Linked DNA regions of Homo sapiens: regions 1, 2, 4 and 5 are each linked to region 3. A link is a loop called in an ENCODE intact Hi-C map of the cell type or tissue named here. Cell type or tissue: gastrocnemius medialis. All regions are shown on one strand. Each heading gives the region's core, and the rest is flanking DNA. Links, peaks and the distances in the headings are about the cores only. Region 1 overlaps EGFLAM (EGF like, fibronectin type III and laminin G domains). Region 2 overlaps LIFR-AS1 (LIFR antisense RNA 1). Region 3 overlaps OSMR-DT (OSMR divergent transcript). Region 4 overlaps LIFR (LIF receptor subunit alpha). Region 5 overlaps LIFR (LIF receptor subunit alpha).

Region 1 (6,504 bases), core at 681-5,680, 430 kb before region 3:
AGGAAAGCAGTCATACAGTAAATAATTATACATGGCTGTATTCCAATAAAACTATTTATGCACACTGAGATTTGAATTTAAGTTTTATGTGTCACAAGAAATTATTATTCTTAAACTTTTTCCCCAGCCCCTAAAAATGTAAAAACCATTGTTACAGCAGGCTGGATTTGGCCCACGGGCCACAGTTTGCTGACCTCTGTACTATACTGTTTGGGCATTTTTCCTTAAATTTTCAAGAAATTTGTCAGGAAATTTGGTAAATCCCCTTTTAGATAGCAATTTTGTCAAGCTTTTAAGGAATCAATTAGCACATACTAATGAACTTGTTCCCTTGATAGAGCTGTCTGTGATTTAATTTTCACATACATGTTCTTAAAGAAGAGACCTGGAGAGCCTGCAATCCAACTGCTTTGGAACAGGTTTGTGCTGGTGACATTGGAGAAAGACAAAAAGCAAACTGAGGAAGAGGTTCCTTTGCTAGGCATTATTCCAGGAGCATGGGAAAGGCCAATGAGTCAGTGAGCTTCATGGATTTGTAAATCTTTAGAACGTGAGATGAAAAAGGGAACAGTAGGAGCGATAAATAATTTGTTTTACTCATAGCCTAGACAAACCTGCATTTTCAGTTTGCATTTGAGCGTGAATATAACTTCAGATGTAATTTTACATTCAGGGTGTCCTCCATGGCAATCGCTCTATTGATTTGCTGATGACTCCATGCATGTAAATCTGAGCAACATTCATTTGCACAACTTTATTGGCTCTACAGGGAATGATTCACTTTGCTGTTTAAATACCTATTAATTGCTCTTCTGAGGCCTTTGTGCATCTTACATTATCATACATTTACTAATAATCAGGACACCAATATTTTACCCCCTCTGGCTAGGTAGAGAAGAGAGACTAAAGCAAATGATAAGGAAATATAAATTTTCAAAGGAAAGGAACTCACGATGCTCTGATTTCAACTGGAGCATCTGCTCAGTCGGTCGGCTGATATTTCATGGCCTCAGAATGTGCAACTATATACTGTTTATTCCACTCAATGGATTTTTAAACATTAATATATTGAGGTGATATCCACATACATATCCACACACAATTATCTTACCCATTTTCACTTTGTTTCCTTTTATTTACTTAATTATCCATTTTGTTCTCTTTCCTTCACATTCATCATAATGTCATGGCTAATCTTTTCTGTTCTTTCCTTTGGAGCATTTCTTGCTTTTATATAGTTCTTCATTGGGATCATTTCTTAGCATCTAAATTCTTGAATCGTTTCAGTTCTTTGATGGGAGTAGGGCCACAGTTGTTGTTCAGCACAAAGAGAGGAGGTCTGTGAAATCAGCTTAACACAGACACATAGGAGGGACGCGGTGCATGCTGGCTGAGTTTGATGGATCTCATCTGATAATGCAACCGAATACGAAACACTTATGTACAAATATAAATGAGAAGCAACTGCAGGAGAAAAGATGACTTTTCTAGGGATCTCAGTAGTCATCAGGCTCCTGGCACGAAATAGAGGCATAAGTACTTGGATGATTTGAAACAAGTTTAATGAGGGGACTGTTTGCAACAGCTTAGTCATGTGCTAATTGGGACCAGTATCCAGATGGAAAGGGAGGGCCATCCAGCAAGAGCTATGACCTTCAGACATGTGTCCCATGATAACCTCATAGGGTAAAATTTAGGGGAACACTCTGACTCTTTTTCCTCTCTCTTCTTTCTTGTTGGTGCTTCCTAATGGGCAGCACACAAGTGGAAGCCAGGCAGGTCAGCTTCCCAGGGCACAGGGCAGGGTGGAGAAGGACAGAGGAATTTAGGAATCAAGTCTGAAAAGGTAATCGCCAAACTGGGTTTTGGTCCAGGATCTGCCACTTGATTCCTAAAATTAGTGAGATTCCTTTTGTCTAAAGATTCGATTCCTCAAGCGTGTTCAGAGAAGAACAAGAAGGTCAGTGTAGCTGGAGAAGGGAGTTCTGGGGCAGAAAAGTCGAAGGAGATGACGTTAGAGAAACCATTGCAGTAATTGCAAAACAGAAATAGTATTTGTGTTATCGCCAAATAGAAAAGAATATTGTGCTCTATAATGCTTATTGTTAGTGAAAAAAATTCAGGCAACATAAAAAATATTAAAAGGTCAAAATGAAAATTATCTCTAAACTCAGCATCTAGGTATAGCCACTATTAATATTTTGGCAGATAATATCTTCCAGAATTTTTTTTAATCCAATGATGAAATCATAGTACATACACTTTTTCTGTACAACAAAATACTTTATACATATATAAATGCAAATGAATGTAGGTATACATCACAAAATTTAATAACAATGTATTCCATTATAAAGGTGTGCCACATTTATTGAACTAATTCCTCATTGATGGACATTTGGATTGCTTCACTGGTGTAAACAAAGCTGGGCCTCTTGATGGTAACCTTACTTGTCTTTTGGTTGTCCAAGTTCATCTTCCCTTCTGGTATCTTTTTGAAGCAGAGTGGGCCAGCACCATTATTTCTCCATTAGTTTCTAGTTGGATAGACTGACATGCACAGCTGATCAGCAAGTGGATGGTATTCTGAACCCAAGTCTCTTATCTGCTATTTCACAAATTTAACCAATAGCCTATGTTGCACTAATCTCTTATTAACACATAATATTCATATATACCTTTTGAGATAAAAATGTTTTTTCAAAAGGAAAAATAAGTCAGCTGCTGTAAGGATCTATCTCTAAATCTGAGCCCCAATTGGAAATTTTTGGTGGTACCAGCTTCTTATTCCCACTGATATGAGGAGCCAAGAGGCCTGTCTTAGAACATAGATTAGTGCTGCTTTTGAACTCTAATCCCAGCATCTACCATATTTTAAAATGTGATTGTGTCTCCATTTTGGCCCAGTGGAATGTATCTCCCATCACTGATGTTGATCACAGGATCCTTAGGGAGTGCAGGGGCATGCCAGCCACAGCTGCTCAGGAGGAAGTATCAACAGTCATCCAGCAGATGGCAGTAGTTCCCACACTTACAGAGCCGGACGAGCCCTTGCGACTCAGTCTGGAGTCACCTGAAGTGGTTGACCTTGAGAGCAGCTCCATTAGATTGCGTCAGATAGAGGGCACCTTCTATGGTTCAAAGTCCCAACCAACATGGGAGAAGGCAACTAATTTTAGATTTTTTTCTGGTGCAACCAAACGTCCACAAACAAAAACAGATATTTCTTCAGCGTTCTTTGGCGTTTATAACATTTTATTTACAATGCTGTGTCAAAATGATGCAAACAACTGGTACATACATTTCTTTCCAAAATAAAATGAAATAAAAAGCTGGCAAATTCAGAAAGAATTACAACAATGAAAATTAGAGGAGTGGGTGATGAGAAAGGCTACAAACAAATTTGTCAGGCCTTTTTTTTTTTTTTTAACATTACCCCTGAAAACTGTTTGGGTGATGTTCAAGAAAGTAAAGAACCTAATTTCTGACTCTACATTGATTATTTTGCTTGTTTAAGCACTTATTCACACAGTTTCCAAAATGTGTATTTGATGTCTGTTTATGCCCAGGTAATTTCTGGATGCTGGGGTTTTAGCAGTAAACAAGATCAATAGTGTCTCCGCCCTCATGAGGTATATCTGTGGGAGAGTCTGTGAAATAAGTCTGTATCACATTATATTACATAAATAATATCATCAGTAATGATAAGTGTCAAGAGGAAAAGTGAAGGGCTAAGAGGGTGTAGAGGATGGTGGGAGCTGCTGCTTGGGATAGGCTATCAGGGAAGGCTTCTCTCAAAGAGAGATTTGAGCAGAATCCCTCCACGTGGAGGGAGTGACAAATGCAGAGGTCCTGGGGTGACAGCCCACAGGACACTGGAAGCTCACAGAAAGAGGCCCACGTGGTGGGAATGTGGTGAGTGAGAAAAATGATAGGAAGTGAGGTCAGAAAGTTTGCCAGGGGTCAGAGCGTGTCAAATCTTATAGGTCCTGATGAAGACTTTGAATCTTATTCAAAGTTAAAGGCCAAGATATTGAAATTTTGAGCAGCAAAATGACATGGCCTGACTTATATTTTAAGCAGGATTGCTGTGGCTGCAGTGGTGGAGCTCACTGGAGAGGAAGGAGAAGGAATAAGGAGGCAATTTTATATTGCTTTAAGGAGAACAGACATGAAAAGAAAAAAGAGGTAGAGTGCCAAATGGAAATCATAGAATTTTGAAACTGGCGAGTCATTGAAGAACCTAGCCAGACTTCCACAATTTTCGGATAAGGAACTGACACCACCAGATTATGTGACTCTCTGAAGGTCTTACAGTCATCTGGGACTCTCTAGCCAGTGATCCTTGCGCTTCCTGTCCTCTTCTCTGTTGCAGAGACCCCACTTACATGCGTGGTTACACCGCTCCATTCTCACCCATATTCTGTTGGTTCCTCTTGAGAGCAGTGTGAGTGTTGCTCCCATGCTCCCAAGTGGGGAGTTTCTACATCAGTTCCCTGAGCTATTTCCTTATATAAGCCAGAAGTACTGGGATGCCTTTGCCTTTCTTAGTGTCTCAGGAACACTTTCTGACCGGGAACACCTGCTGTGTCCTGCTGCATGTCCCAGCCACATGTGGGAAAATCCTGCGGTTAGACTGAAGGCAGTCTGTGCAGTGACAGAGTGGCCCATAGGGACCTGGCTGTAAACCCAACAGAGGTTAAGAAAGTTTGGGGATCTGTATCCCAGGCTCATTCTACTGCACTTGGCTCCCACAGGCTCTTTGCTTCATGTCTGTTACTACTCTATTGTGCCCCCAAATGCTCAAAAGTATTTGGGGGCACAATAGAGTGGTAGATTTCAACTGGGGGTGATTTTGGTCCCCAAAGAATATTTGGCAATGCCTGGAGACATTTTTGGCTGTCACAACTGGGGGGAAAGTGCTACTGGCATTTAGTCAGTAGAGACTAGAGATGTTGCTAAATATGAATACCTTGCAATGCACAGAACAGCCCCCTACAATGGAGAATTATCTAGCTCTAAATGTCAATAGTACTGAAGTTGAGGAACCCTGCTATAGAACAAAATCAAAGTTAAAAACCTAACCCCTGTTCAAAGTAAAGTGGCAATCAGCTGGGAAATTAACTGACATTTAAAAAAACAACTATTTATCAAACTTTTTTGGACTACCACTTATAATAAGTGTATGCAATTTACATTGCAACCTAGTACACACAAACATAAACAGTCATTTCTCTGTATTCATGGAGAATTGATTCAAGGACTGTTTCCCACCCACCCCCCCCCCCCGCCCCCGCCACCGCCAACAAACACCAACATCCAAAGATGCTCAAGTCTCTTATATAAAATAGAGTAGTATTTTCATATAACCTGTGTACACTCTCCTGTATCCTTTAAATATTTATCTCTAGATTACTTATAATACCTAATACAATGCAAATGCTATGTAAATCATTTATATACTGTATTGTTTAGGGAATAATGACAATAAAATAAAGCCTGTACATGTTTAGTATAGACATAACCATCCATATTTTTTTCCAAATATTTTGGATGTGGGTTAGTTGAATCTGCAGCTGCAGAACCCACTGATACTGATGTGGAGGGTCAATTGTATAGAAGTACATGTGCATATGTGCAAATGTGTCACAGACACTCACAGTACTCACCATTGCTAAATGCAGGACTTTGTATTTTCTCATACCCTTCAGTTCCAATTTTTAAAGTGTGGTCATGTCCCATTGAATTATTTTTATAATTCACTAATGGGCTTAAAATCTGTAATACTGAACTAAATACAGTAATGCGTTGCTTAACAACAGGGATACATTCTGAGAAATGCACCATTAGGTGATTTCCTTGTTGTGCGAACATCCTAGAGTTGTACTTAGACAAACCTAGACGGTATAGCCTACAGCACGCCTAGGATCTATGGTATAGCTTATTGCTCCTGGGCTACAAACCTGAACAGAATGTTATAGTACTGAATACCACAAGCAAATGTAAGCAGTGGTAAGTGTTTGTACAATTACACATGGAAAAGGTACAGTCAAACTATGGTATTATAATCTTACGGGCCTACCATTGTACATGGGTTCCATCATTGACCAGAATGTCACTATGTGATGCATGACTATATGTAAGGATACTGAATAAAGTAAGGGTGTATTAGGTATGCAAGTTACCAAAAGGATCAGCCATTCATTTCACAAATACTTTGTTGTTGTTGTTGTTGCCCAGGCTGGAGTGCAATGGCGCCATCTTGGCTCACTGCAACCTCCACCTCCCGAGTTCAAGCAATGTCTCCTGCCTCTCCCAAGTAGCTGGGATTACAGGTGCACACCACCACGCCTGGCTAATTTTGTATTTTTAGTAGAAACAGAGTTTCACCATGTTGGTCAGACTAGTCTCGAACTCCTGACCTCATGTGACCCACCCGCTTTGACCTCACAAAGTGCTGAGATTACAGGCGTGAGCCACTGCGCCCAGCCCACAAATACTTAT
Region 2 (6,504 bases), core at 615-5,614, 140 kb before region 3:
AGAACAACCCTGCAGTTAGCAGACTGGAGTATAGGATCCCTAGACTACAGGCAGTGTGTTAAAGCAGAACGATTAAGATCTTGAAGTCAAACAGACCTTGAGAACAGCTCCAACTTACCCACTGATAAGTTGGGCAATGTATATAACCTCTCTGGATCTTAATATTTTAGCTATAAAATAACAAATGTGAAAATATTTATGATAGTGCTTAACAGTAGTAGGTAATCAACAGTAGTAGGTAAGTTTTGTCCTCTCCCCTCCCCCAGAGACAGAGGTATGTTTATTTGAGAATAGATGAAAAAATATACAGACAGGAACAATGGGAAATAATAATAATGAAGAAGTAAGATGGGACCAGACAATAGAGGGTTTTCCTTAAAAAAGAAAAAAGAGGCACGTAAACATCTTGAATTCTATAGGCAATGGGGGTTGATGGCAGTTTTTGGATAGGGAAATAACATGAGAAACTTGGCTCTTTGGCAAGATAAATATTGCAGCCACATTCAACAAGCAAGTTGTTCTTACGATGGTTAATATGAGATGAATGCCTTTGCCAGCCTCTTTAAAAGAATGTTCCCTTCCAATTTCATGGAAAATGCCCTTTGGGAAACCGCTGGAGGAGACTGTAGTCCTTATTTAGTGGGAAATATTTAATTGAAACAATGCCGCTCACTGTTAAGCTTAGAAGTAGATTTTATCCTCCTAGGTGCAGTATGGTGGGCCTGGGACATGATCCTCATGAGTCACTGGCAGAGGGCTGGGAAATAGAGGGGTTATGGTAAGACTCCCTCACTCCAATGACGTTGTGTCCCCAACAGGTACATGCCTGGGAAGACAGCCAGGGAACAGGCAGCTACATCAACCAAGAAGGCTGACAACATGTTCCATCCCACAACTATGTGGTAATTGCAAAGATGAGAAAATAGCAGAGATCCTCCAGTCAGCCCTGGAATGAGTTTAGGGGAGAGAAATCATGCAATCTCTTAGTAACATGGCATCTGTAAATTCACTTAAAGACCTCAAATGATTATAATTCAAGTGACCTCAGACACAGAAAAACAGTTTGTAATACCTTCCAACATCAAGACATTTTAGAACTAAAATTGACTATGAAGGGTAGTACTTGCTGAAAGTAGATGCTTAATATGTTTTGAGGGAATGGGTCTTTTTTTTTTTTTTGGGAGACAGAGTCTCGCTCTTTCACCAGGCTGGTGTGCAATGGTGCGATCTTGGCTCACTGCAACCTCCGCCTCCCGGGTTCAAGCGATTCTCCTACTTCAGCCTACCGAGTAGCTGGGACTACAGGCACACGCCACCATGCCCAGCTAATTTTTTTTGTATCTTTAGTAGAGACAGGGTTTCACCATGTTGGCCAGGATGATCTCAATCTCTTGACCTCATGATCTGCTTGCCTCAGCCTCCCAAAGGGCTGGGATTACAGGTGTGAGCCACAACACCCGGCTTGGAATAGGTCTTTTACACCAAAGCCCTCATGTTTTAATGAGGTAATTAAAGCCTAGAGGGCTATGTAATTGGCCCAGTCACCAACTAGATAGTGGCAGAGGTAGAACCAGAACTCAAGTCTCCTCACTTTCAATGTAACATTTTCTCTCTTACTCCATGTGGCATCAGGCTCCTGTTTCTGAAGGAAATCGATGTACATGTATTGTGGTGCTGTATATGGAGAAATGTTTAGCCAGTCTTTTTTCTGAGATCAAAACCAGGCCATGATAGCCATCTTCCTGGGTCTCTGTGAGGTTCTTGGGACCCAGAGTTCTCTATGATAACATCCTGGAGGGGAACTGACTCCTACAATGCACGAAAGAGATCTATACCAAGAACATGGCTCTCACAGACGAGCCAGAGGCCAAGAGCTAGGGAGGGGTTAGCTCAGTGTGCGTGAATTTCTTCTGAATTTTAATGGTTTTGGAAAATATTAAACATTTCTTCCACCGACTTCCTTTGGTTTCAAAACATGAACACTAGAGAGGCAAAGTGGAGTCATGAAATCCAATTGGTGGTGAAATCCCCCACAAGGGGGACCAAGAAAGTGAGAAAGAAAGAGAGAAGAGGAGGAAGAAAGGGAGAGAAGATACAAAATAAAGATAAGAGAAGGGAAAGAGTAAATAGATGCACACGTCCCCACAGCCGTCTTTTCCTGGCCACACTCTTCACAGGAATCTGAAAGCTGGGCTCTAATTCAGGAGCTCTGAAGCTGTTTTGAGTTTCTTTCCATAGTTTCTAGGCATCTAATCCATACCAAGGATTCCCATGGGGAAACTGTTATCTCTCAACTCAGTGAGGGCTATTGACAAAGACCAGTGCTCTTTCTTCTCTGTAGGTAAACAGTGACTCATGCAAGCCTGAGGGAGAAAATACAGTATATCTAAGAGTTAAGACCTCCCAGCTTCACATTCTGTTATAGCAGCTGCTTCATGCCAGTGGCAGCATCTTGCCAGAGTTCATTCCCATAGTGCTTCACTAAGGGTGGCCTTTGGCTATAGTACCAGAAGGAGGGACTCCTCTCACAGAGAGTAGAAGTTCCTCCTGTGAATCATGGAGACAACTGTTTGCACTTACTTATGACCCTATCTCTTTTAGGTGTCAGGGTCTCTCAGATCTTCCAGTATTTTCTGTTTTATTCAGCGGGAGGAAGACCACATAGGACTCTCAGCACCACCACGGAGGTCAACTCCCAGCAAGTCTCTGGAACTCTTTGATCAGCAATTCCACATATTTTTATATACCCTAGAGAAAAATCTCTTATGTATTCACAAAGAGGCCTGGGAGGCTATTCATTGAAGCATTGTTTTAATGGAAGAAACTTGAAAACAATGTAAATGTTCATCCATAGGGGATGAAATGAATAAATGTTCTTGTAGTGATACAATGGAATACACATGGTAGACAAAATTAATTAAACACAGCTCAAGGTAGCAATCTAGATGACTTTAAAAAACATAATAATAAAAAAGAAAAGCAACGTACAGCAATATCCCATTAAAATAAAGTTTGTAAGGATGCAAAATAATATCACTTATTATCTTTTGAGGGAGTGAGGAGAGATCTGCAGAAAGTGAGAAAATACACCATGGAGATATTTGGGGGAAGAGGGCTCAAGGTAGAGGAAAAAGCAAGAGCTTAAGGCCTGAGTTGAAAACCTGTTTGATGTGTTTGAGTGAGAACAAGCAGGTTGCTGTGACTGGAGAGTGGAGTATTTGGGGCATAGGAAGGATAGAAAATCAGGCCAGAGAGGTAACCAGTTTTTAGACCATGAAGAACCTTGTAGTTGCCACTGGAAAGTTTTGACCAGGGAATCTGTGGTGTAAGGTTTGAAATTAAGCCCCAGTATTATGTGCTGCCTCAACATTTGGGAAAAGTAGGGCCTCAGATGGCCTAATTACAAATTACCCTCCCAAATGTCCTCCCCATGCATACAACACTCTTATCAAATGGACCAGGTGCGGTTACCGCTTCTCTCTGAGAAGTGGGTTTCAGTTCCTTGCTAGCTTATGGAATTATTCAGCCAACAAATCACATCCTCCTGTGGGAACCAGGGGGCACTACACCCTCTTGCTACTGCAGAGCCTGCCTTCTACAGCACCTGATGGTCTACTCTGTTCTCAAGTGCAACCCCTGTGTGGCCAGGCGTGGCATGCAGTGTTCTCCTCTCCTAGACTGTGAGTAGAAATGACTAATCAATTGTGTCAACCTCATCTGTCCAGTGTTGGATGCCATGTGTATACCATTAGCCATGCCCATAACCCTAAAGCCGGAATCTCTCCCTCACCAAGGAAATGAATAGGAGGCAACATGAGTCACGTCACCTGATTCGTGCTTTAAATTGGGACTACATTAGTATGTACTATTTGTGCTTTACTATTGAGAATAAACTATGAGGAGCTAAAACCAAAAACAGGAAATCTAGGTATGAAGTCATGGAATCATTCAGATATGATGGTGGCTTAGATGAGGGTGGAAGTAGTGGTAGAGAGATGTACTTGGCTGGATTTGAGAAGTATTGTGAAGGCAGAGACAGTGGGCTTTGCTCAGAAATAGAATATGAATGGGGAAAAGAGGAGTCAATTTTTTTTTGCCTGATAGCTGGTTGCCATTTATTCATGTGGGGGAAAGAGAGAGAATGGCTGTTTTTATAATGCTTCTCCCTGTCTTACACAAATTGTTGCACTAATTAAAAATAAAAAGGAGAAAGTATACCTCATTTTGTGAGGCTTGTATGGTCTTGATACCAAATCCAGTACAAGAAGAAAAAATTGTTCATTGATCATTTTCACTTACCATGAAAGTGAAAATCCTAAGTGGTAGAAATGATCTAACACAATCATCAAATTTAATTTTAAGATTTTAGATGCAATTTCCTTTATAGTTAGGAATAAGACATGTATAGCTTGGTGTCATTGCCACACCAACAAAATACAGAAAGCCCTGATCAATGCATTAAAAAGAGGAGAGAAGAAAACCAAATTGTTATTATTTATAGCTACAATACCAGATGGAGATCAGATGCATGGGAAACCTGAGAATATCAGTAAAATATTAAAATTAATAAGGGAGTTCAGCAAATTTGTTAGATTTTAAAACAATATACAAAACTCTGTGTTCCCATAAAAAACAATAATTTAATATAAAATACAATACAAGATATCATTCACAGTAGCAACAAAAACTATAAAGTATGTAGAGATTAACCAAAGAAAACACAGGATGTTTACAGAGAAAAAATTTAAAATTATGAAAGCACATACCAGAAAACCTAAATAAACGGAACTCTAAATACCATATTAACAGCTTGCTTTAACCTTGTAATTAATTTTTCTTAATCTCTAAATTCAATGTAATTACAATTAAAATCCCAGAAGGATTTTTAACATGGAAAACTGATTCTGAAATTTATGTGGAAAAAAGAAATATTTTCAAAGAGTTAAAGCAAAACCAAAAAAGAAGATATATTAGATATTAGGATATATTACAAATGAAGGAAATTTTTATCAATAAAACAGAAATGGCAGACTAAAAGAAGCTATTGCCAACTACAGCAGAAAAATAATTGTTTTAAAATTTATATCTATATAAAGTATATAGTTAAAATATAAGAAACGTTTGTTAATGCAGTTAAGTCAATATTGAAAGTGAAGTTCAAAGCAGGAATTTGGGGAGAAAAATTCACCCTATGAGGTAATCAGGCAAATTAGAAAGTCATAATTCTGCAAACCAGCAAAGTTAGGAAACAGCAAGAATAAAAAAACGGGCAAAGGTATGGCTAGGCCAATCAAAGGAAGAAAACCACATGGCTAAAAATTATATGAAGAATGTTCTACTTCACTGGCAACCAGATAAATACAAATGAAATAAAAAATGATACACCATTTAAAATGTAGAGATTGGTAAAAATTAGAAAGTCAGACCATAACAAGTGCTAGTGAGGATACAGGGAGTTGTAAACCTCATACATGACTAGGGGAAGCTTAAAGAGGTGCAGCTTTTCTAGAAAGCAACCTGGCAAAACTTGGTGAAATTATGACTGCATACACACTGTGAGCCAACAATCCAATTCCTGGGCATACAATTCAAATAAATTGAATATCAGCGGGTACAAAGACATATTAGAAGATGCACATCCCAGACTGTTTGTGGTAACAACGATCTGAAGGCAATCTACATGTCTGTTGATGAGGGAAATTGATAAGGAAAATATGTGATATGACGTATGGAATACTATGAGTTCATCACACATAATGAACAAGATTTATTTACACAGAGCAACACGGATGGGATCTCAAAATACACTGTTGAGTGCAAAAAGAAAAAAAGGATGAGATTAGAAGCTTCATAGCATTTATGTAAATGAAAACCACTGACACTAAATAACATTATTTTTCAAGGGCATATTTGTCTAAATAAACACGGGGAAAGTGGATTGCAAAGACATAGAGTAAATACACTATAGTGAATGCACATAGCAGGAGGGTTGTGATACAGGAGATGAAGAGGAAAAATGTGAAAATAATATGAGGGGCTTTACATAGACGAGTGTCGATAATGAGTCATGAAAAGAAGAGTTGACTCAATTCTGCCCACCTGAGGGCTAAGAAAGATAAAGCAAAGTAAGGAAAAGAAACAAAATGTGTGTTGAGAAACCCTTCCAGCTGATCTCTGTCTCTGTTCTGAAACCTCTGTTCCACTTCTTCAGAAATGAATTAGCCCATTCATTAGGATCCAGTCAAAGAGAAGGTGTCTTCCTTAGGATAGTTGCTTAACTTGTTAAGCCTTAGTTTCTTTACTGGTAAATAATGCCCTCACCTTCCAGATCTGATGGGTAAATTAAAAGGGTGACCTTTGTAGGTCCCCACAAAGTCTCTGGTTCAGATAGGTGCTCAGTATCCAGCAGCCATTATTACATGTAAACAAAGAATGCTAGACCCTGACAAAATCTGAGAGGTGAACGAGTTAATTCTTATTCCATGAATGCGGGGCAGGATGACA
Region 3 (6,504 bases), core at 673-5,672:
CAAATTTCGTTTTTGCAGAAAATGCATCTGACTCACTTTCTCCTCTGAGGGTTACGAGATGTCCTGCTATAGGTCACAAGTTCAGCTGAGTCATGAATGCTGAATTGCCAGCTGTGCTCATCCAATCATATTTAACATTCAGAAGTGCCATGAAACCCCAAACCCACAAAAACAACTTAACTGCAGGGCCCAGACCAAATCAGTAGCAGAGGGGGGTTTCAATGCTGTTCTGTCAGCTATTTTCCCCTGAACCCCAATCTTTACCCCCCAACCCTCTGGTCATCATCTCCTATCATCCTTCCCTCCTCTCCATCTTCTCTCTGTCTCTCTGTCCCTGCATTTCCAGTCTGGTTAAATCTGAGTTTCAGCCGGGCGTGGTGGCTCACACCTGTAATCCCAGCACTTTGGGAGGCCAAGGCGGGTGGATAACGAGGTCAGGAGTTCAAGACCAGCCTGGCCAACATGGTGAAACCCCATTTCTAATAAAAATACAAAAATTAGCCGGGCATGGTGGCGGGAGCCTGTAATCCCAGCTACTCGGGAGGCTGATGCAGGAGAATCGCTTGAACCCAGGAGGCGGAGGTTGTAGTGAGTGGAGATCGTGCCACTGCACTCCAGCTTGGGCGATAGTGTGAGACTCCGTGTCAAAAAAAAAATTCTGAGTTTCAATGTGCAGCGTGATTTCTTCTCTTCCTCATGATTGCTGTCAATTCCTGGCTGCAGGAACAAGGATCTTGCCAACAATCCTGAGCCAGAGCGTTCTGAGCTCCCCACCCTTTCTTCCTGTCACCTTCCGATTCATTTCCTGTAAGCTGTGACCCTTTCTTGGGAACATTAATTAGCCATGATGCTTTTTTATCAGAATTCTAGGAAAATGATACCGGTATGACTCACACTTCTGCTGTTTAAACAGTGTTTACTATATTTGAGTGCGGCAGATGAGCTTTTTGCAGGGTGCTTACTATATAGATTTATGACCTTCTATAACCATTCTGGGAAAGAAAGAAAAAGCATGCATCGGCACCACTTAATGAGGCTTTACCGTATCATTCAAACTTTTAGAGTGAAAACATATGGGATGCAATATCTTTAGATGATCTCATAAAAGCCTTTATTTAGGAATACAACACATTTCTTTCGTGATGCTAGTTTTAAGAATGAAGTTACCACAACCCCCAGAGATTATATTCTACCACTCTTTGCTTGATAAGAGGGTGATTTTCACAATCTACACTGTAGCTATCTAAGGGATTTTACAATCTATGCAGTCATGAGCTGGATTAAATAAACTATGTAAATTTATGTGGACCAGGGTCTAAATTAATTCAGGCCAAAATAAATCAAACCTTAGCTAGACCATGATTTAATTAAAAATTGAAAATATGACTCATGGCACTTAAGTATACTGATGTTTACTGCCAAAAGAAGCATTGTTCCTGTGACAGAGATAAATGCAGGAAGGGCTGATAGATTCCTCAAGGTTGAAACAGAGATACTGAGATGGACATGGCATCATACACATTCCTACAATTGCTCAAATAAATATCTTTTGGATGAGTATCAGAAGTGAACTCAAAATATAGTCATGAAAAATCCATAGATATGTATGTTTTTATTCCCAGATTCTTCTCGCTCTAATTTTGGAGTTTTTGTGTTTTTCTTCTTGTGACTATATATATGTCATATATATTCATATATACATTAATATATAATCTCTATATATGAATATGTTTTTTGTCAATTTTTAAAAGCTCTTCTCCTTCCCGTTTTGACTTTTATATATTACTTATGTATTTTCTCCCTTCTATTTTCTGGAATCTGTCCTCTGACTTGCAATGTTAAGAGCATTCCTACTAGTGTGTCCTGTGCTGTGCAGGTTTGCATGTTTATGAAGCTTCCTTCTTGGAATATATGGACGATCTTTCACCTGGCTGAGGCTCCTCCTCCTCTTGCGTCCTCAACAAGGACCCGCGGCCACTGTCAGGGCTGCCCTCAGCATGACGCGGATTTCAGGGAAGGCTGGGTAGGGTAGGAATGTGTTTGAACCCCAACCAGGACCCATGGGAGGACTACTATGTGGGTGTTTAGGCAGCTATCAGGACAGTATTCGAAATCCAGATTCTCCGGGGCATGCGGCCTTGGCCATCACACGGATCTGGGGGACTCCCAGGCTGCAGACACTGCAGGCAGAAGGAAGCCGTGGTTCCTACCGGAGGCGCGAAGGCAGTGAAGTCGCCTCCACTCCAGTGTTCTGCTCTTGCTCCCTGCAGCCCTCGCCGCCCCGCCCGGTCCACGACCAGCTCCTCCCTGGGGATCTCTCCGAGCAGTGCCATTTTGCAATTCATCCTCCAACATTTCCAAGTAAAGCTTTTCTGTCATATTTGTGTTCGGGGAGTCTCTAATGCTTTAAGGCAAAGAAGTCAGTAATTTGGAGCTTCAGGCCTCTAGCAGGGTGGGAAAGGGGAGTCTCTTGCTAAGTCAGTAGGCGCCTGGGTGTCCTCCAAACCCCATAGGGCTTGTGGGACCTGTGCCACCCCTCCTACAACAGGGCCTCCTGTTCCTCCACAACAAGCTGGCTCTGTGACCTGCAGGATGGAGAAAGGTTGTCCTGGCCCCTGCCAGACTGGGAAACATCAGGGCTCTCAGGAAGGACAGGGATTTCCCCACACATTAACCTTGTGCAGGGGATTGGGAGGGAGTTGGTGCAAGCCTTTGAATTATTGTCCCCTTCCTTTCACTCTTCAGTATGAGCGTGAGCCTTCCTCCCCAAATACATGAACAATTTTTAGGAGACTTAGATAGAGAGAAACGCAATATTTAGGATCAAGTTTAAGATCCCCCAGAATTTCCCTCAAGAACGGCTAAAGCACATGGCCAAGAATCCCCTCACTACCAGCTGTGATCAATCAGGAGAGGGGAGGGGGCAGCTCCTAACACGACAGAGGCGAGTCTTGGCAAATGGATCTCATCTCCTGTGGGCTGGTCTGATCTTAAACTCCAAGGGAACCGCAGAGGCCTTTGTTCCTGCCTCACAGAAGGCGGCCGCCCGGGAAGCCGAGGAAGACCCATGCATTAGCCTATGGCGCCACCTAGCAAAACCAGGGGGTACTTAAGAAAGATGGAGCTGGGAGGTTGTGGGGTTTGTTTTGGATTGGTTTTTTTCCACAACCAGAAAAGGGGGTTTCCATTTCATTCACAGAGTTCTGGGAAATGGAATTTGTATAAAACATTTTTTGGTCATGATGGAAAACATTTATTTGACTCTAATGAGAGAATCTGACCCAAAGGCAATAGTAATCAAAACCTACGAGGACAAGTGCTTGATTCTCTGAACTTGTTGTTTTTTTTTTTTTCTAGTAACAGCTGTGACTATGCAGTTTTTGCTTCAAAAAGAACTTGATTCTATCTTACGTTAAAGATATCTTAAGTTAAAGAGTTACTTCTGGGCAATGTCTTCATGTCCAGAAGGGAAGAGGGGCTCGACACCGTGCTGCAGACAAACAAGTACGGTTGTGTCAAGGGACATTCTGACAATTTTATGATGTCACTTTGCCCCTTTTGGGTTCTGGAAAGTGAACTGTGGCTTCCCAGCTCCCACACATTAGCCCCATGAGGAGACACTTGGTGTACGTGCTGAAAATGCAGCACACCCGGCCGGGCACTGTGCCTCACGCCTGTAATCCCAGCACTTTAGGAGGCCGAGGCGGGCGGATCACCTGAGGTCAGGAGTTCGAGACCAACCTGGCCAACATGGTGAAACCCCATCTCTACGAAAAACATATAAAAATTAGCCGGGCATGGTGGCGGGCGCCTGTAATCCCAGCTACTCAGGAGGCTGAGGCAGGAGAATCGCTTGAACCCGGGAGGCGGAGATTGCAGTGAACCGAGATCGTGCCACTGCACTGCAGCCTGGGCAACAGAGTGAGACTCCGTCTAAAAAAAAAAGAAAAGAAAAGAAAATGCAGCACACCCAAAACATCCTTGGAGACCACGTCCAGATGGGAGCAGCCCTTCCCATCTGAAACATACAAATCTTTGTGGAAACAGAGACTCAAGAATGCCTCTAGGTTCCAGGCAAAAAGTGTTTTGATAACCGCACTGAGAAGAGACAGTCTTTGCCTTTAAAGGGTTAGGAGAATACAGTGGTTGTCAATATGGGCTCTGGAGCCAAATGCCTGGGGTCGAGCTCGCTTCCCTATTACTTCAACTTCAGTAACCTTAGTTCTCTATAAAATGAGGCTAATTCATAGGGTTTTTGTGACGTTTAAATGACATAAACCATATAAGGTGCTTACAATAAGACCTGGCACATGCAGGCACTTAATTTAAATGTTAACTAGTATTTAATCATTCTAGAATTTAAAGGAACAAACCCGAGTTTTCTCGCATCCTAATAAACCAGCCATGTTTTTTGATCCTACCTGAAGCGGTCTTCGTTAATTAGCATAGCGTATTGTGCCTGCGTAGCAGCCCCCAATGGCAATTTCTTTTTGATACCTTCACATTGGCAGCAGAAATAGGAGCAGGTGTCCAGCTTTTAAAAATTCTTTTAGGAGGTGCAGCACACCAACATGGCACATGTATACACATGTAACAAACCTGCATGTGGTGCACATGTACCCTAGAGCTTAAAGTATAATAATAATAAAAAAAATTCTTTTAGGAGAAAAGCATTCAAAAAAGTTTGAAGACCACTGCTCTATCTCAAATGGATGCTCAATTAATGCAGTTGACCAATTGATAATCAAGGTTTTTTTTGTTCACTTGCTTTTTCATGTATTACATTTTAAGTTTCTTAAGTGCAAGGATCCTGCCTGGCTACCCTATACCCCCAAACAGCAAGAAACTCTTATGTAATTTTAGATTAAACACCTAGACTAAACACCTAGACTATTTGAAAAGTGGTACCTTTTCTTAATCATATTAATATGACCAAGAGTCATATTATTAGTCAATTGAACTGACACTGTAGGCAAATAAAAACAAGAATTAATTTTTGGAGCCATCTTTGAAGGGCTAGCCACTGTGTATCGTCATTGACTCTGGTCTATTATTCTATTCAACCAATGCCTCACAAGAATCAAGTTACAACACAACATTATGAACAGCCCATTTCTTAGGGTATGGCAAACCGATGCCTTTTCCCGCAAGGCGAGTGCCTAAAGAATTTACCAGAAAGCCTTTGACAGTGATTAATGTCAGTGAAATAGCACTTTATTGTTAGAAGACATGGGATACATATCAACATACAAAACTTAAAGCGGAAGCCAAAGTGCAATGCTTCCTTGAGCTTCATTGACCAAGACAAATGAGGTCGTGCTCAGGCACTGGTGGTGGGAAAAATGGCTTGACAAATCTGCTATGTCCAGTATCTCCAGGCTTCACGTGGCTTTTTATTTATGCCTAATTAAACTGCAAAAAAAGGAATATTAATTTGATCTGAGAGCAGAGTAGTCTACATTCTTCCTATTTTTTATGTTCATCCTGCACCCATATTTGTATAATCACACATTCTCATCTGAATTGGATCAAGAGTCTTTGTTCTGAAAAATTATTACAAATTCTTTATGGATAAGAAGACATGGATAGCCATACTAAAGACCAAAGACTTTTTTGACTGCTGTATTCTATAGCATTTGCTTTCAGGTCTGATTGCAATGTTTTGTACAAAGCACACCAGAAATACAAACTTCACTGGAATTGCAACAGCAATTCACTGTACTCATGTAATAGTAATAGCAATTCCTGACATCTTCTGATTTTGGAACAACCCTTTGTAGGTGAAAACTCTGTTCATGGCAATTTGAGCATAAACTCTCTTTCCATATTGTTGTTAAATTTTGATGTACTGGAGCTGGGAAAGAAGCACCAACTTCATGCAACTCCATGCCAAACCAACCCCCTGCCTCTGATATGCCACAATGATCTGATGAATTATAATGTTCTACATATGATCTACTTGGCTGCAAAATGTTATCAGGTATATAAGCACATACACTTGGAGGCACATGACTTTATGTATTTAATATAATCCTAATAGAAATTTCCATGAGCTTCTCAGGAACCCTGGCAACTAATCCCAAAATGAATATGAAAGAGCCAAGGACCAAGAAAAGACATGACACTCAAAAAGAAGAACCCTACAGGAGATCTTGTCCTCCAGATATTACAATTGTTCTAGGGCTATAGCAATTAAGATAGTGTGGTATTGGGATAAATCATATAGATGGACCAGGGCAACAGAATATAGAATCCAGAAACATAACACACATGCATAGAAATTTTTTTTTCCTAGAGCTGGCATTGCAGACACTTGGAGGAAATATTAATTATTTCAATATGTGGTTATGGGGAAAACATATTACTCATGTGTTAAAAAAATAAAATTGGACCTCTTATATCACACAAAAAGCCAATTTCTGGTGTACTAAAGACTTAAATTTGAAAAGCAAAATTACAAAACTTATCAAAAATTAATATACATTGATAATTTTATAGCTTCCT
Region 4 (5,000 bases), core at 1-5,000, 260 kb before region 3:
CCCTACATCACTGTTAAAGAAAGGGTATTCTATCACATGTATGCACCACAATTCATTTAATGAGTCCCCCTATTATTGAGCATTTAAGGTGTTTCTAGTTTATAACTATTATAAACAAACTTACAGGCTGGTTACAGTGGCTAACGCCTGTAATCCCAGCACTTTGGGAGGCCGAGGCAGGCGGATCACGAGGTCAGGAGATCGAGACCATCCTGGCTAACACGGTGAAACGCATCTCTACTAAAAATACAAAAAATTAGCCGGGCGTGGTAGCGGGTGCCCATAATCCCAGCTACTTGGGAGGCTGAGGCAGGAGAATGGTGTGAACCCAGGAGGCGGAGCTTGCAGTGAGCTGAGACTGCGCCACTGCACGCCAGCCAGGGCAACACAGCGAGACTCCGTTTCCACACACAAAAAAAAACTTACAAAAATTATTTTTGCAAATTAGAGGAGGGTTTTTTTAAATGTATTTTTTTTGTGGTGGTCACTAGAATCTGGAAGTGAGTTTTTTCCAAATTTCAGAGGACCTCCCTCCAGATTTTGGTACATCCCAGTAAGTAGGCTTCTTAAGAATCACTGCGAGGAGAAAGGTATCGACAGGAGTATGGTGCACAAATGCACTATAACCACTGCTAAAGACTGGTCACTGTACACATACTTTATCGTTTCTCCTTTGTTTACATTGCTAGCGGTGAACATGCCTGACTAAGGGACGGGGCACATTTTTGAGGCTTCTGATGAGTAATACAAAATTGCCCTCCTGTAAAGTTATAACAATTGAAACACCCACCAACAGCATTTGAAAGTGACAATTTCCAAAATCCTCCAGTTGATTAGATTTGGTTTTAAACAATCATATCCCCATATGGCCATAAATTTTTAAAATAGCTGAGCTATTGATAAAGCACAACTGAAAAAAAAACAGGGAAAAATTCAAACAATAAATGCTAGATTTTAAAGCATCTGTTTTCAAATACAAAATATAAAACTTAATGATACCAGATACCAGTAGGCTGAACTTAACAGAATGGCTTTAGAAAATCCAGTGATAACAGACTTTGAAAGGTACCAAGCTAAGATGTAAAACACTGCACCTTCGTTTGCCTGTCTGGCTTAAGAGTTTGGGTTTTAATAGCAACATGCTCTATTTTTCTAACAAGAAACTCATAAAACTGTATATTCTTTCAGATTGTATAAGTACTGTCTTATAGCTAACATGGCAATCTGAAGTTCTTAAAATTCCTTTAGATAATCACTTATTCAACAAATATGTGAACGTCTACTATAGACTAGGCACTGTTCTAATGCTAGGGACACGGTGGTAAATCTCGCAAAAGTTCCTGCCCTTGAGGAGCTGTTGGTTCTAGAGAGGAGTTGAGAACCCTGCACTTAAAGAGTCCGAAGATCATGGTTACACTGCCAATCAGGACTCCTGGATTCTTCGGCAAATTATAACACCACCTCTGGGTCTAAGTTTCTTTATCTTAAGAAGCTGACCAGATGGATCTGAAGGGCCTTCCAGCTTTCAATCAAGTTATCTACTTTACTTGATTTTTGTTTAAGTGCTTAATTTTCTATTATTCATAAGAGCTATGCATTTTAAGCTCTAAATAGTTTTTCCACAAAATCAGACTCTCCCAAAAGAACAATTTTACATTTACAGTAAAATTGTGGTGATCCAGGCAACTTCAAGGAATAAATGTAGTCATGATGAAGTTCCAGCAAGAAGAAAATGTATGCTCCTAACTTTAACTGTTTCTATGGAGATGTTTTTGCAATGGTCTTGCCTCCTTCACCTTTGTACTGCATTATAAACACTAAGGCATGAAGCATGGCAGGGCTATGGGTCTCCAGGCCCGTTGCATGGAAACAGTTGGCATCCTGTCCCCATGCAGCAGGCGCCTTAGTGCTTACTGTGGCACTCGGGTGTCCTCAGGGGCTGCAGCCTAAAGTCCTGGTGGCGATTCTCATCTCTCTCCCACTCACCTTACCTCCAACTCGACAGGTACAACAATTCTGCCTGAAGTCTACATCTCACTGCCCCATTAGCATTTCTGTCACCTCTTGCTATTTTCCACCAGATGTTCCACAATTCAACAGTCCTCGGATTCAAGGTGTCTTTGGAGAAGCCCACTTTGGGGAGAAGTTAAAAGAAGGTATTGCAAGAGGCCTCAGTATTCCAAGGCATTCTCTGGAAGAGCACCACACATACACTTTAGGTAGTGATATCACCGCCTTGTGGCCTCTAAGGATACTGCCGCTTAGTAATATAGCATATAAACAATGATTCCAATTCTTTCTCTGTATCTGCCTTACAAACCAGAAGAATGATTGGAAGCCAAGATTTTCACCTCTGTGCAAAAGTATAGAAAAAATCCACCTACCAGAAGTTTTTCCTCAACTTCCAACATGAAAGCATAGAATAGTATCTCCCAAACACATATCTTTGCTCACCTGAGCAGTACCAGCAGCAACATCCTATAAGAATGCATGTGTTGTCATTTTAGACAACGTAAGACAAATTTGCAATTCCCATATTTCACAAAAGGAAAGGTAAAGGAATTGGTAAAAGTACTTTAACTCGGGCATCTAAGCCTCTAAATTTACCCCAACTGGTAGGTGTTTCTACTCTTTTACTGAAGAGCTTTTACTATATCAGGACAAAAGGACACAGGCTTCTTTACTGAAGACTGAGGACCTAAAGAACCCTCCTTTACATATAATTTGCACAGAACTTAAGAGAAACAGTTGGAAATAAAATTGTCTTAAGTAGAAACTGCTTATTATGCTAAGTTATTAATTGATTAAGATAGGAAATAAAAAAGTTAAAAACCATCATTCTGGAAGATCACAACACTTCTAATATGGAACAGGAGTCCAAAAGTCACAGGAGAAAGATGTAGATTCTTATTAGACATCTATAACAATTGCTTGGCATAAAACTCATTTCCCAAGTTTTCAATTAATATTTAGAATGACAGATTAGAAGTTGGGAAAAGGAAATGCCACAAATTATTGATATTCCCTATAGGGCAGGCACACATTCCTCCTGTGAGAATAAAAGTACCTACATATATTTTATCTACTCATTAGTCTGTCATCTGGCCCAAAGAATTAAAACATTCAATACACACACCCACACACAAAAGGCATCTTTGAACTCTTACACTTATACAAATGGCTATTCCACGGAAATAAAAGATAAAAATGCTCACCTTTCTGAAAATCTCTCATAAATCACTATAATTTACTGAAAAGGTTTGTTTTTAAGGTTTTACACTTGAATTTCATGGAAGAGCAGTCAAGTGTAATTGACTTAAAGCAACAGTTTGACAAAAGTGATAATTTGAAAGAAAAGTGATAACAGTATAACCGATTGGCTGATGTCAAAGGCCAGAGCCAAGCTGGAAAACTAAAAGACTCCCGAATCTAAGTATTTTGACCAAAAGCAGGTAAGATTATTTCGTAAATTCTCTAATTATTCATTTACTCAATAACTATTCATAGCCCACTATGTGATGAAGGTGGTTCCTGGTGCTGCAAATGCAATGGGTAACAAGCAGATGTGTTGCTAGCCCCCTGGAGCTTCCAGCCTATAGAGGAACTCCACCACTCACATCTTTCCCACGTCTGTAAACATTTCTTGACATGCAACACATATGGGCACCAACCCCAGCCCACTCTTCTTCTGCCTGCAGCTCTCTCCTTTCCTTTCACCAACTCCAGCCACAGAGGTGGTCCTCTGTCCCTCAGGTATGCAAGGCTCAGTCCTGCTCCAGGGCCTTTGCACTTGCCCTTCCCTCTGCCTAAGCCACTCTTCTTTCAGATCTCCAAAATCATAGGCTTCTTCCCCCTCATTCAACTCTCAGCTCAGACCCCTCCACCCCAGAGAGGCTTCTCAGGCCACTTGATGTAAAACAGCAGCCCACATCCTGTCCCATTCTGCCATGCAACCCTGATTGCTTTCTTTCACAGCACTTAGCACTATCTAGTCACCATCACTTATTGTATCTTTGCTTCTTATCCATCTCCTTCGCTGAGATTATAGCAGGGTCTGTCTGTCCTGTGCAGTGCCATAATTTAGTCCCTAGAAAGTTGTCTGGAATATTAACAGATGCCCAATAAACACCTATTTCAGAAAAAATACAGACAACGTTAGCAGTTTTGTATCACAACAGTACCAAATAAAAGGCAAGAGAATGCCTTAAATTCTAAGAGGAGTTTGGACCATTTAAACTATATATATATATATATATATATATATATATATATATATATATATATATATTATATGTATGTATATATTTTAAAAGATTATGATAGCTTACACTAGTCCTAAAAGCCCTCAAAAATAAGCATAATGAAAATACTGAAGCTCAACATTGGCTAATGTTCAAGCTTTATAATGTATTAGGCTCAATTTCTAGCATTAGCATTACTTTTACAATTTATTCTTTTTCAAGAGCATGCTGACGAGACCCCAATTTTTTTGTTTTAAAGAAAAGCAAGAGCTAAGTATGTTTTAAAAGCATCCATCCCCTTAAAAGTTATTAACCCCATCATAAACTGTAAAATCTGTAACCATATTATACTAACATTAAAATATAAGATACTGGTGATAATCTACAGAAGGCAGGGATTTGAGTGCCTAATGGCAACCGAATTTTATGAAACATAAACTACCCTCATCTTCAATTTAATCAAAGGTACAAGCTGCCTCTCTACGTTCAAAAATATTTAAACACTTAAGAATTTTTCCTCAGATTATTCTTTAAAATGTGTATCTGTTCCTTCTTTTCTTTTGTTAAAACAAAGAGCCAAGTTGTTACCCAAGGAATAATGACTTTAGTTACTGACCATCATGGCTCCCACTTCACAGCAAAGATGCCAAAGACTCTTATGGATTACTGTGAAGTTATATAGAAGCAAACAGTGTATGCTGGGGAGAAGGCACACTTATTTCCTGGAAGGTGATATAAAGAAACAAATGACTACTGCCT
Region 5 (5,000 bases), core at 1-5,000, 310 kb before region 3:
ATTACCCACTGTAACAGGAGAAAGTAACTAATAGCTATAACTGATTTATATTTAAGGGTTCAGTAAAAATAAACACAGACAAGTTTTTTGAACAAAATGTACATTCATAAAGCAACTACTACTAAACGCAAGACAACAATTTGGCTGAGAATAGAGAACACTTCGGACATAACAGCTTTTTTTGCTCAACGTGATTAAAAAGCCACAGTGTAAACCTGAGTTGAGGCTGCAGAGCCTCCCTCCACTCGGGAAATCCTCAAGGAATGAGGATTTGTTCTGGGGTTTCAGAAAGTGTCTGGAAGCTGATGACAGAATTGCTAGTTCTGTAAATTACCATTTTCTAAGGGATACACAGAAAAGGTAGGATTATGTTTCCTGAATTAAAAGACAACATAGCTATTGCCTAGCATTGTGAGTGCAATGAAACATATAATCTAAATCAGTATGTTATCTTCTTATGGATGTTCACATCTCTGTCTCCTTCATTTTTTATTTTGTTATTTTTGCCAGGCCAAAATGAAGAAGCCATTATTAAGCCCCTCCTCCCAGCACCTGCCACAACCCCTGTGCATCTCCAGCAGCACTGCTGCCTGGGGTTTGTATCTCTGAAATGCACTTTGTTTTCCCCCTTCCTTCCTCCTAATTCTCCTATGACTGACTCAAAGAGAACAAAGATGCAGTCAAGTAACAATAAGAAACAGCCTCAAACTGGAGTTGGAAAGCTACTTAGAGGACCCTAACTGGACCAATTTTTCTTCCTCTAGGAGCTGTGGTTACAGAAAGGTGCTCCCATATCGGGGCAAGAGAGCAAAGGTGGGTAGGCAGAAAATGACTGGAGCACAGAGGTCTGTGGAAGAAGAGGTGGAAGTGGCCGTTTAAAGCTCATAACTCTCAAAGTTGTCAAGGCAGAAGCTGGGAAGAATGTATTAATCACTGGACATCTGTAAAATTTAAAGAAAGGCACTAAATTTTAAAAACTACACCACAGTTGTTTTTCTAAGGCCTATATTGAAGATCTAATTTATACCTTAAGAAGACTTTTTTTAATCAATAAAGAATTTCTATTAATAAGGAATTTCTTATCAAAAAAGGTGCTAATTAAAATAAGCGTTTTTTTTTTTTCCTGCCCAACAATTTGCAAAACAGCCTAGCTGACCTAAAATAAACTTTCCTAGTCTTGGGGAAGTGTCTTGGAGAAGCGTCTGAATATCATTTGAATAAACTCTTAAAATATTTCTTCCTAAAAGTACTATCCACCACTGTAACTCTCCAATATTATCCACTATAGTTACTGAGTACAGTAATGATTGTATCCATCAGTGCACATGCTTCAAGTCAATACTAATGACTTCTTTCTCAATGAACTGTAGACATCAATCTGCTCATTCTGCCTTCTAGGTCAGCAGCAACAAGGTATACGAGAAGAAGGCTGACATGACAAAAGAGCAAGTAACATCAGACATTTCTCACTTTAGTTTCCCGTTCTTATATACTAAATCATCTCAAGCACTCACCATTTGGAATTTCCATACTCGCTATTTTGGAAGGTGGTGATGAGCCCACAGAATTTTTAGCCACTACGCTGATGATGTAGTCATTCTTATCAAGTCGTATCTCTGCTTTGTGCTGAGGATCAGGGATTTCAGAAAGGGACTGTGTTTCCTCATCTGATGAACACGATACATTGTAGGAAAGTATTTTTCCATTAGCTTCATTAATGGGTAAAGGCTATGAAAAACAGACAAATTGTTATAAAACCCTGCAAAACGTGACTGTGACTAGGCAAGGTAATTGGGTTTAAACTGGACACTATATTAACAATAACAAGGTTGGCCAGGCGTGGTGACTCACGCTTATAATTCCAGCACTTAGGCCGAGGCAGGTGGATCACTTGAAGTCAGGAGTTCGAGACCAGCCTGGCCAACATGGTGAAACCCAGTCTCTCCCAAAAATACTAAAATTAACCAGGTGTGGTGGTGAGCGCCTGTAATCCCAGCTACTTGGGAGGCTGAGGCAGGACAATCACTTGAAGCCAGGAGGTGAAGGTTGCAGTGAGCCAAGATCATGCCACTGTACTCCAGTCTGAGCAACAGAGCGAGACTCCATCTCAAAAACAAAAAACAACCAGTTACAAGGTAGTATCAGAAAAGATGAAGCTGGCCAAGTGCGCCTATAATCCCAGCACTTTGGGAGGCCGAGGCAGGCGGATCATGAGGTCAGCAGTTCGAGACCAGCCTGCCAAACATGACAAACATGAAACCCTGTCTCTACTAAAAATACAAAAATTAGCCAGGCATGGTGGCACCTCAGGAGGCTGAGGCGGGAGAATCACTTGAACCTGGCAGGTGGAGGTCACAGTGAGCTGAGTTTGTGCCACTGCACTCCAGACTGGTTCAAAGAGCGAGACTCTGTCTCAACAACAACAACAGCAAAAATGAATCTCTCAACAGTGTAAAACACAGATTTAAAATCCACTGGGAGCAGGGTAAATCAGGAAAGAGACACTGAAGAAAAACTATACTTGCTATAAGCAGTAAGAGTACACAAAAATTTAAAAATTAAGTGAATAAAAAACAATATTTATCTCCACATTTTTCAGGAGCAAAACTTTTAAAACTATCCAGAAGCACTGCTCTACTTAGCAACAAACAAAACATTTTAAAAAATAGCATCATGGGTTTTTTTCTAAACATTTGTTTTCTCATTTTAAAGTATTACATGCCCACTACAGAAAATTTGGAAAATATATAGAAGTTGAAACAAGTAAAAATCTCCCATATTCCCACCTCTTAAGTATTCTTTCATTTTGATATTTCTTTCAAGTTGTTTTTCTAGGTATAGATTTTTTTACTAACATTGTTTTAATCATATTACACCATTTTACTTTTTACTTTTCCATAATATATGCTAATATACGCTTGTCCATAATACAGTTATATACATTTTCATGGTTTTATGTCTTATGTAGCATTTTTACCAGTGTACTTGAATATCCCTTAAATAAATGAAATTTAAGTTGTTTCTAATTTTTCACAATACTAAAACAAATATTTTGGTGAACTTTTTTGTGCCACTTTTTTTCTTTTTCATAGAAATTTTTAATATGAATTTCTAAAAGTGAACTTACTGTATAAAAACAAATGAACATTCAAACCTCTTCATTTATACTGAACTGCTTTTCATAACAACTGCCTTAATTTATACACCAATGTATGGGGCTCTCTGGTCAAGACTGAGGATGATCTAACACTGCGAAACACTCTGCTCCAGCAGAGGTCTCTGTGATGCTCCAAATGGCCTGCTCTAAGGGGCAGGCTTTAGTCCTAAGACTTATGGGCTTCTTGGGATACTCCAGACCACACACTGTTTGAAATGTCCTCCTCCCCCAGCTTCTCTAATTCTATTTTCTTCGTTGTTCCTGCCCCTCTAAACCTTCCCCATCTCCTCTGCTGGTTCCTCCTCCTCTGCTGGTTCTATGCATGCTGCTGTCACCTGGGCTCCATCCCTGGCCCACTTTTCACCTTGCATCTCCAAGTGATCCCATTTATATGCTACTCAAAGCTGTTTTCAGTGCCAACCTCTCCCCTGAGCTCCAGAGCCTTACATATATCAAACCGCCTACTGAACTCTACTCATGATATCCCAGTGGCATACCTTTTGAAAACTCACTATGACCAAAACTACATAATTTCTACCCGAACACACTCTGACTTGGCAAATGGCGGCACCATCAGCATAGATAATGAAGCTAGAATCTAAATCATTTCAATGTTTTTAGTCTTAAGTTTTCGTCTAGTTTGAACAATATTTCAAACTTTCGTATATTGAAGTAAATTGTATAATCGTTGCTATATTATCATGAAATCTGACAGGCAACTGAGAGTAGCTGGGGGATTTTCTAATCAAGAGTGGATGTAACAGTCAAATACAATCTCAAAGCAATGGAACTCACATTGAACCTGCATGTACACTTCACTTTACTCAAAGCTGTATCGACGTCAAAAGTTTTTTTAAATAAAATTATGTTTTACTTTCCATAACAAAATTCACTATTTAAAGGAATCCTATTATGACTGCTTGTGTAAAATCTAATATAGAAAACAATTGTTCATGTTTTTGATATTCATAAAATACTTAAAAATATGGCAACAAAAAATGTTCCAGCAGAGAAAAATTAGTAAAATATGCAATTCATATTTCATCTAAATACTTTACAAAATCATACAAAACTTTATAACTGGCATGTTATAATGCAATTTATTGAAGGGAAATAAATTACACATGAAGTATATAAAAATTTACTTTCCTATTAATAGAAAAAAATATAACAAACACTTAGGATTCTAACCTACAGATTTTGACTGAAGTGAGGGAGATGGAATTCATGAAATCTTCAGGTCCTTTACAGGCCTTATAAGATCAAACTCGAGAAGGCTCAGATCTGACACAGGAGATCCTCAAATGACTGTGGGGAGTTAGGAGTGACGAGGAATTTGGGGGGTTTAGGAACCAGGTTAGATTCTCACCAATATTGCAACAAAAGCCAGTCTGGGAAGTTTCAGCTCCTTGATAACCCAAGTACCATGCGTAAGTTAAGCAGTTTAGCAAAGTAATGTAAATGTTCACAGAAAAATTAGATATTTACCTTCCAATAGATTATTAAATTTTTTCCATCAGAACTCCACTCTCTCCAAGTATCAGGCCCCTTTGAAGGACCTAAAAAGGAGATTTTAAAGTTAATATCTGAAGACACATACTATATGTATATGGTGCTTGGCATTTTTTTTCTAGGATGTTTGGAATTCTCAATAAAACGTGAAGCAGTTCAGTGGCTTCCACTTAGAAAATGAAGCAATGGAAAATCTAAGCTCTCAACAACTTTTGCAAAACACACGGCCCCCTCGAATGGGTGAAAATCTACCTGCAGGCCAGCTGTACTGATTCCCTGGGTTCCCCTCTGCCTCACATCCTCTCACTCCCTCCTTTCTTGGCCACACACT

What was found. Peaks named below come from ENCODE experiments on the same cell type or tissue, not always from the same donor. Only the 100,000 strongest peaks of a DNase experiment are listed, where the experiment ranks them.
Region 1: a loop joins it to region 3, with 15 times the contacts of the local background. A loop is called at or near these places in 27 of 110 quality-filtered maps.
Region 2: a loop joins it to region 3, with 2.9 times the contacts of the local background. A loop is called at or near these places in 48 of 110 quality-filtered maps.
Region 4: a loop joins it to region 3, with 4 times the contacts of the local background. A loop is called at or near these places in 50 of 110 quality-filtered maps.
Region 5: a loop joins it to region 3, with 4 times the contacts of the local background. A loop is called at or near these places in 6 of 110 quality-filtered maps.

Annotation. Positions count from the first base shown.
Region 1 is chr5:38,380,002-38,386,505 of GRCh38, forward strand. The region is part of intron 6 of EGFLAM (EGF like, fibronectin type III and laminin G domains); the gene reads left to right. Among named protein-coding and RNA genes, the nearest start is that of EGFLAM-AS2, 20 kb to the right of the region's middle. RefSeq lists an enhancer at 2,886-3,180. In gastrocnemius medialis, for the core only: a CTCF peak has its summit at 2,997 (motif pointing right); no DNase peak of the experiment used is centred there.
Region 2 is chr5:38,670,208-38,676,711 of GRCh38, forward strand. LIFR-AS1 (LIFR antisense RNA 1) reads left to right here. Exons shown (of 9, transcript NR_103554.1): 9 at 819-1,009. Among named protein-coding and RNA genes, the nearest start is that of LINC01265, 47 kb to the right of the region's middle. In gastrocnemius medialis, for the core only: a CTCF peak has its summit at 3,538; a DNase peak (open chromatin) is centred at 814; H3K27ac peaks cover 512 bases.
Region 3 is chr5:38,806,913-38,813,416 of GRCh38, forward strand. The region is part of intron 1 of OSMR-DT (OSMR divergent transcript); the gene reads right to left. Among named protein-coding and RNA genes, the nearest start is that of OSMR-DT, 36 kb to the right of the region's middle. RefSeq lists an enhancer at 3,663-4,163. In gastrocnemius medialis, for the core only: a CTCF peak has its summit at 3,101; a DNase peak (open chromatin) is centred at 3,049; H3K27ac peaks cover 1,408 bases.
Region 4 is chr5:38,549,386-38,554,385 of GRCh38, forward strand. All of the region lies in intron 1 of LIFR (LIF receptor subunit alpha), which reads right to left. Among named protein-coding and RNA genes, the nearest start is that of LIFR, 4.8 kb to the right of the region's middle. In gastrocnemius medialis, for the core only: a CTCF peak has its summit at 2,244; no DNase peak of the experiment used is centred there; H3K4me3 peaks cover 1,723 bases; H3K27ac peaks cover 4,242 bases.
Region 5 is chr5:38,494,868-38,499,867 of GRCh38, forward strand. It overlaps LIFR (LIF receptor subunit alpha), which reads right to left. Exons shown (of 20, transcript NM_001127671.2): 12 at 4,646-4,716; 13 at 1,515-1,728. Among named protein-coding and RNA genes, the nearest start is that of EGFLAM-AS5, 29 kb to the left of the region's middle. In gastrocnemius medialis, for the core only: no CTCF peak of the experiment used is centred there; no DNase peak of the experiment used is centred there.